Linked DNA regions of Homo sapiens: regions 1 and 2 are each linked to region 3. A link is an interaction called in ENCODE POLR2A ChIA-PET data of the cell type or tissue named here. Cell type or tissue: PC-9. All regions are shown on one strand.

Region 1 (2,500 bases), 610 kb before region 3:
TTCCTTAATATGTATTGTCTATTCTCCCTGTTATACACTCCAAGAAAGCAAGGACCTTGTCTGTTTTGTTCACTTCTGTCATTCTAGTGCGTACCACTGTGCCAGACACACAGTGGTACTCAACAAGTAACAGCAGGGTCACTGAGCTAATAAGTGGTGCAGCCTGGATCCTAACCCAGGTATGTGTAAATTTGAAGCCCCTGCTTTCAGGAAGATACCCAGTAGGGACAATGGCCACACAAAAGAGGAACTAAATTGCATTTTACGGTCTAATTTACCTTTGTATCTATCACACCTAGAGAGGCCATAAAGGAACTAAAAAAAGCAGGAAATGTCCAGAAATTCTGAAATGGAAGTTTAAAGGAAGGAGTGATGGCTTCTGCCCGGTAATCTGAAAAAGCTTCATGAAGGTGGAAACACGGCAGGAAAGCTAACAGAGTTAAGGAGCTGACACCGAGGGGCGGCAGGGAGTGCCAGTCTTGCTTCAGACGCCCTGGGCTTGAATCTTGGCTCCATCTCTTGTGTGACCTTAGGGTTGTGTTATTTTCACCTTTCTAGGCCCTAGTTTCTTCATCAGTAAAACGAATGTACTTAAAGGGCTCTTGACAAGACTTAGGAAATACACATAAAGTTGCTTTACACAGTGCTGAGACCATAGTAAGTGCTCTATAAATGCAAACTGCCATTAGTATTAGTAGCATTTCTGATGAAAGCGTGCTGATCTTACCAGCAGCTATTAGCTGACCACAGTTATGCGGAGCAACAGAAAGCTTCCTACCCCCCCGGGTTGAAAGGCGCGACACCAGAAAGCGGTGGGTCTGGCTCCAGGTGCCACTGTTGCGGACTCTCGACCCCAGCCTAGATTTTCTCAGACGCTTGAGCCGCAATCTGCCGCTCTAGCAACGGGGTCCGCCAGGTCTCGGTGGTGCGGGGCCTCGCGCTTGCGCAGTGGGCACGGCAGCGGCGCGCGGAGGAGGGTGAGGGGCGGGCCCAGCGAGCGGACGCCGGGCGCGGCGGCGCGCGGAGAAGTGCGGCGGAGCGGCGCCTGCATTAGCAGGTAACCGCGCACTGGGTGCGCCGGGGAGGGCGGTGTGGGTTAGTCAGGCTTCAGGCTTGGGTCGAGGAGGCTGCCTTCGCGCTTACCGCGTCTCGGGTCAGCTACCGACCCTGTCAGCGTGAGCGTCTGTGTTCCTGAAGTCCGGTCGCGACGCTGGGGCGGCCCACGCAGAGTCCCACCCCGGATCGCGTCCAAGGTGGCGGCGAAGCCCCAGGACAGCCGCCTTGGACCCACGCCGATCTCCCGACCTGAAAAACCTTAACCTCAGGGCACCGCCAGGGTCAGAGCCCCAGTTTATGTTTGTTTACGGATTGAGCCCTCTCGATTCTCGGAGTTAGAATGGAGGGCTCATCTCTGGGATCTGGCTGTTGACAGGGGCTCAGTACCTCACAGAGCAGCCTCTTTACATTTTGGAGAGAACCGAGGTCTTCCTCGCCTAACTTTTATCGTCTGGTTTTACTCAAAACGACTCCAGTCTCTCCACATTGGAAGACAGCTGCCTTTTGCCCTTCCACGCCCTTCTTTTGAGTTTACTCTCCCTGGTTCTTTCACCTGGCTTCCTGTCTAAGACTCTTTATTCTGGAAATTCTCTTCTGGATCCACTCCCGTTTTTAAGAGATTCTCCCAAAACTGGATTCCTAGAGTACATTTATAGTAATGCAGTTCTCAAGTCAGACCTGAATCCTAATCTAGAGCTGTGCCAGCTAAGTAGGTGTCCTTAGGGAAATCCCTTAACTTCGCTAAGCCTCATTTTTTTTTCATCGAAAATGTGTACAGTCTTAAGTACTGTATCTCCAGGTGGTTGTGAGGATGAAAGGAGGTGAAGTATGCAAAATCATGAGCATGATACCTGGTACATAGTAAGCACTCGATTGATGTCAGTTATTTTTCCGAACAGATGATTCTCGAGAGAGGCACAGTTGGCAGGCCGGGTGCGGTGGGTCACGCCTGTAATCCCAGCACTTTGGAAGGCCAAGGCAGGCGGATCACCTGAGGTCAGGGAGTTCAAGACCAGCCTGGCCAACATGGTGAAACCCTGTCTGTACTAAAAAAATACAAAAATTAGCCTGGCGTGGTGGCGGGAGCCTGTAATCCCAGCTACTTGAGAGGCTGAGGCAGGAGAATCGTTTGAACCTGGGAGGTGGAGGTTGCAATGAGCCGAGATCGAGCTATTGCACTCCAGCCTGGGCAACAGAGCGAGACTCCGTCTCAAAAAAAAAAAAAAGAGAGAAGCACAGTTTTCTTAGAATCAAATGCAAAATATAATAATAGCAATAAAATTTTCATCAGTCATATAATTGATTTTTTAAATTAGTTTTTATATTTTTAAAAAAATGATGTTGCTAATGTTGAGGAGTGCACAGTGAAGTAGGTACCAGAGTCAAAGGATGGTACAATTTGATAAAATCATTTGGAAGCAACAAGGATATATTTCACAAGCTT
Region 2 (2,500 bases), 53 kb after region 3:
ATATCTATACAATGGAATATTATTTGGCAATAAAAAGGAATGAAGTAATGATACATGCTGACATGAATGAACCTTCAAAACATTTTAAGTGAAAGGAACCAGTCACAAAAGACCATATATTACATGATTTAATATATATGAAATATGCAGAACAGAGAGTTCTATGCAGAGAAAGTAGACTAGTAGTTTCCTAGGCACGGCAATTTGCAGGAGGAAGGGGAAGTGACTGCTAATAGGTATGGCAGTCACTTTGGGCCTGAGGAAAAATATTCTAAAACTGATTGTAGTGATGGTCACTTAACTTTGTAAATATACTAAAAGCGATGGAATTTTGCACTTTAAGCAGACGGATTTCATCTTAATAAAGCTGTTAAGCACTTCCAGTCACCTAAAAACACTATTAAGAGAGTAGGGCCAGGAGTGGTGGCTGACACCTGTAATCCTAGCACTTTGGAAGGCTGAGGCAGGAGGATCCCTTGAGCCCAGTAGTTCGAGACCAGCCTGGGCAATATAAGGAAACTCTGTCTTTTAAAAGAAAGAAATAGGCTGGGCGTGGTGGCTCATGCCTGCAATCCCAGCACTTTGGGAGGCCGAGGTGGGCGGATCACTTGAGATCAGGAGTTCAAGACCACCCTGGCCAACATGGTGAAACCCTGTCTCTACTAAAAATACAAAAATTAGCCGGGTGTGGTGGTATACACCTGTAGTCCCAGCTACTCAGGAGGCTGAGGCAGCAGAATAACTTGAACCCAGCAAGCGGAGTTTGCAGTGAGCTGAGATCACGTCACTGCACTCCATCCTGGCAACAGAGCGAGACTCCATCTCAAAAAAAAAAAAAAAAAAAAGACACTGCAGCTTCTGCCCTCCTCTCTCTTCGGTCACTTGCTTTGGGAAAGGCCAGTCATCCTGTGGAGAATCCATGTGGTAAGGAACTGTGGCATCTTGCCAACACTCAGCCCCATCTTGCAGCCATGTGAGTAAGCCATATATTATCTTGGAAATGGATTGTTCAGCCTACTAAAGCCTGCAGGTGGCCACAGCCCCATGTAACCTCTTTACTGCAACTTCATTAAAGACCCTGAGCTAAACCACCCAGCTAAGACACTCCAGAATTCCTAACCCACAGAAACTGAGAATAAATGTTTATTGATGTTTTAAATCAGTATGTCTTAAAGGAATTTCTTACACAGAATAGTTAAATACAGAACCCAATTTTTAAAAGTGCACAACATCTTGAACAGGCATTTCATGTAAATAAAAAGGATATGCAAATAGCTAATAAGCTTAGCAAGGAAATGCAAATGAAAGCTCCAATGAAAAACTGCTGTATACTCACTAGAATGACTCAAAATTTTGAGGTTTTTTTGAGGCAGGGTATTACTCTGTCGCTTAAGCTGGAGTGCAATTGTGTGATTATGGCTCACTGTATCCTCGACCTCCCAGGCTCAAGCAATCCTCCAACCTCAGTCTTCCGGGTAGCTAGGACCTCAGGCACATGCCATCACACGCAGCTAATTTTTAAATATTTTGTAGAGACAGGGTGTCCCTATGTTGCTCAGGCTGGTCTTGAACTCCTGGGCTCAAGCGATTTGTACTCCTCAGCCTCCCAAAGTGCTAGCAATACAGGCATGGCCACCGAGCCCAGCCCAGAATGATTAAAATTTAAAAATTTACAATAGCAAGTGTTGACGAGAATGTAGGGCAACTAAAACTTGTATACGTTGCTGGCAGAAGTATAAATTGGTACAACCACTTTGAAAAACTATTTGACAATATATATTAAAGCTAAACCTTCATATACCCTATGACCCAGAAATTTCACCCCATAGAAATGAGTGCTTACATCTGCAATAAACATGTACAAGCCAGGCATGGTGGCTCACACTTGTAATCCCAGCACTTTGGGAAGCTGAGGCAGGTGGATCACTTGAGTCCAGGAGTTTGAAACCAGCCTGGCCAACATAGTGAAATCCCATCTCTACTACTACTACTACTACTACTATTACTAATAATAATAATAATAATAATAATAATAATATAGCCAGGTGTGGTGGTGTACACCTGTAGTCCCGACTATTCAGGAGGCTGAGGCACAAGAAGATCTTGAACCTGGGAGGCAGAGGTTGCAGTGAGCTGAAATCATGCCACTGCATTCCAGCCTGGGTGACAGAATGAGATTCTGTCTCAAAAAAAAAAAGTATGGGAATGTTCATAGTAGCTTTATTCATAATACATCCAAACTGAAAACAACTCAAATGTCCTTCAATGGGAAATAAATTGTGGTATATTTATATGATGAAATAGAATACATCAATACAAATAGGGAATACCGGCTACAATTGGTTACAGGGATGGATCTCACAGACATAATGTTGTTGAGTGAAATAAACCAGACATAGAAGAGTACGTAATATATGATTCCATTGATATGAAGTTCAAGAACAAGCAAAACTAACGGTTGTTGAAAGAAATCAGAAGAGTGGTTGCTTCTTGAGGTTGT
Region 3 (2,500 bases):
GCAAAGGCCCCACCCTTAAGCCTGGATACCTGCTGCCCTAAGTAATAGGCATTCCTGTTTTTGCACCCCAAAAGTTGCCTTCTGGCCTGCCACCACCCCTATCCTGTATCCATATAAGCCCCAAACCCCAGGCTCCAGAAGCAGACTAGGAGACAAGGAGACAAACAGATGGCAGAATGGTGCAGCAGAGGAGAGAAGAGAAGGAACGTCAGGAGGAGTTTGGCTGAGGATGTTCGGAGAATCAGCCACTGGACAGCCAAACTCCAGGGCAAGATCATATTTCTACTCCATCCCCTGTCTAGCTCCCCAACCATCCCACTGAGAGCCACTTCCACCACTCAATAAAACCCCTGCATTCATCCTTCAAGTCCATGTGTGACCTGATTCTTCTGGGATGCTGGATGAGGGCTTGGGATACAGAAAGTTGTCACACTAGCCCCCTCCTTTTGCAAAAAGGCAGAGGGTTCACTGAGCTGGTTAACCCTTAAGCCATCTGTGGATGGCAAGGCTAAAAGAGTGCACTGTAACACATGCACACTTGGGCTTTGAAAGTTACAGACACCCACCCCTAGATGCTGCCATAGGGCTGGAGCCCAAAAGCACTTGCCCCAGTTCCTGCACCTACCGGTATGCATGCTCCCCATCTCTTAAAGAGTTTGAGCTTGCAGTGGCAGAACAGAGAGCCACACCCCTGTGGCACACCCTGTGGTGGGGGACCAGGACCAGGGAACTCTCTCTTTTCACTATCATGAGAACAGGCTGGGGGAACCGCCCCCAGCATTCATTTATCTCCACCTGGTCACTCGTATGACATGTAGGGATTGTGGGAACTACAATTCAAGATGAGATTTGGGTGGGGACACAGTCAAATTATATCAGTAACAGAGGGAGATCATTCTAGGTTGAAGAAGCAGCCAATACAAAGGCCAGAGCCTTTGTATTTGTGGGATTGTTTTGGAGGAACAGCAAGAAAGCCAGGGTAATGAAGCGGAGTGAGAGGAGGGTGGCAGGAAGAGAGTTCTGACACAACATTTCCAAGGCCCTGTTGCAGGGCATTAGCAGGACTTTGCACTTTACTGGGAGTGCCATGGGGCTGGGATCTTTTAGAGGGTTTTGAGCAGAGGCCTGACATGATCTGACAGTTTCAAATGGATCCTTGGGAGGCTGAAATGAGAATAGATTGAAGGAGAAAAACCTGATTTGATTTATATTGTGCAAAGATGGCTCTGACTGTTGAGGAACAAACTGTAAGGGAGCCAGGAATGCAAACTTCCCACACACTCCATCCTTGCAGACTCCCTGGAAGATTGGTCAGGCATTGGATATTCACTACAAACCCCCAGGCCCCTCACACTTGTACCTTTTGCTTATTAGGAAGTGAGTGGAGAGAAGACTTCAGAGTATAGCTTATGTTGAAATGAGACTTATACCAACCAGTTAGCCCCATGACTGGGAAAGGGAGATTACGTCAGTGTCCTTGTCCTGCTGAGATCAAGTTACAAATCAAATCATGCCACCCCTTTACCACATCAAGAACTAAAGCAATAGGATACTTTAAAAAATTTCTTCCAAAGAGCTCTTTGTTCAGCCCACACTTGCAGGCTCTAAAGTTACAAACAGGAAGACAGGAGAGTGAGCAAAGTCAGCATGCCCTAAAAATTAAAGACTTTTTACCTGTTGCTCCAAACACTGTAATTACTTTCTTGCTGGCCATGTTATCAGGAAAAGAGAGAGTCAGTGGAGTAACAGAACTTTCCCTGGAGCAGCGACACCAGCCGAAATGCTGTGTTTCTTCTCTGGTGAGAATTATAAACCCATTCCAATTACCACGCCTTTTATTGTGCCCCTCCTTGTTCCTGTTACCACTAGTCCACTTACTCACTGTGACACTGCAATTTTCAATTTTCTTTTTTTCTTTTTCTTTTCTTCTTCTTTTTTTTTTTTTTTTTTTTTTTGAGATGGAGTTTTGTTCTTGTTACCCAGGCTTGAGTGCAATGTCACAGTCACAGCTCACTGCAATCTCCACCCACTGGGTTCAAAGGATTCTCCTGCCTCAGCCTTCCAAGTAGCTGGGATTACAGGCACGTGCCACTATGCCTGGCTAATTTTTTTTTTTTTTTTTTTTTTTTGTATTTTTAGTAGAGACGAGGGGATTTCACCATGTTGGCCAGGCTGGTCTCGAACTCCTGACCTCAGGTGGTCCGCCCACCTTGGCCTCCCAAAATGCTGGGATTACAGGCATGAGCCACTGCACTCAGCCAACACTGCTGTTTTCTTTCTTTCTTTCTTTCTTTCTTTCTTTTTAATGGAGTTTCACTCTTGTTGCCCAAACTGGAGTGCAGTGGCGCAATCTCAACTCACCGCAACCTCTGCCTCCCGGGTTCAAGCAATTCTCCTGCCTCAGCCTCCCAAGTAGCTGGGATTACAGGCATGCACTATCACACCCAGCTAATTTTGTATTTTTAGTAGAAGTGGGGTTTCACCATGTTGTTCAGGCTGG

What was found. ChIA-PET counts read pairs that join two places held together with the same protein. Peaks named below come from ENCODE experiments on the same cell type or tissue, not always from the same donor. Only the 100,000 strongest peaks of a DNase experiment are listed, where the experiment ranks them.
Region 1: POLR2A ChIA-PET joins it to region 3 with 10 read pairs; 6 of 35 experiments call an interaction of 5 or more read pairs at or near these places.
Region 2: POLR2A ChIA-PET joins it to region 3 with 12 read pairs; 9 of 35 experiments call an interaction of 5 or more read pairs at or near these places.

The regions. Positions count from the first base shown.
Region 1 is chr3:186,565,824-186,568,323 of GRCh38, reverse strand. TBCCD1 (TBCC domain containing 1) reads left to right here and starts at 985. Exons shown (of 8, transcript NM_018138.5): 1 at 985-1,057. RefSeq lists a silencer at 792-1,081. In PC-9, no CTCF peak of the experiment used is centred here; a DNase peak (open chromatin) is centred at 983; H3K4me3 peaks cover 2,240 bases; H3K27ac peaks cover 1,710 bases.
Region 2 is chr3:185,905,967-185,908,466 of GRCh38, reverse strand. No RefSeq gene overlaps it. Among named protein-coding and RNA genes, the nearest start is that of TRA2B, 31 kb to the left of the region's middle. In PC-9, a CTCF peak has its summit at 1,094; a DNase peak (open chromatin) is centred at 946.
Region 3 is chr3:185,959,253-185,961,752 of GRCh38, reverse strand. It overlaps the pseudogene NMRAL2P. Among named protein-coding and RNA genes, the nearest start is that of TRA2B, 22 kb to the right of the region's middle. In PC-9, no CTCF peak of the experiment used is centred here; DNase peaks (open chromatin) are centred at 782, 1,512 and 1,812; H3K4me3 peaks cover 2,500 bases; H3K27ac peaks cover 2,500 bases.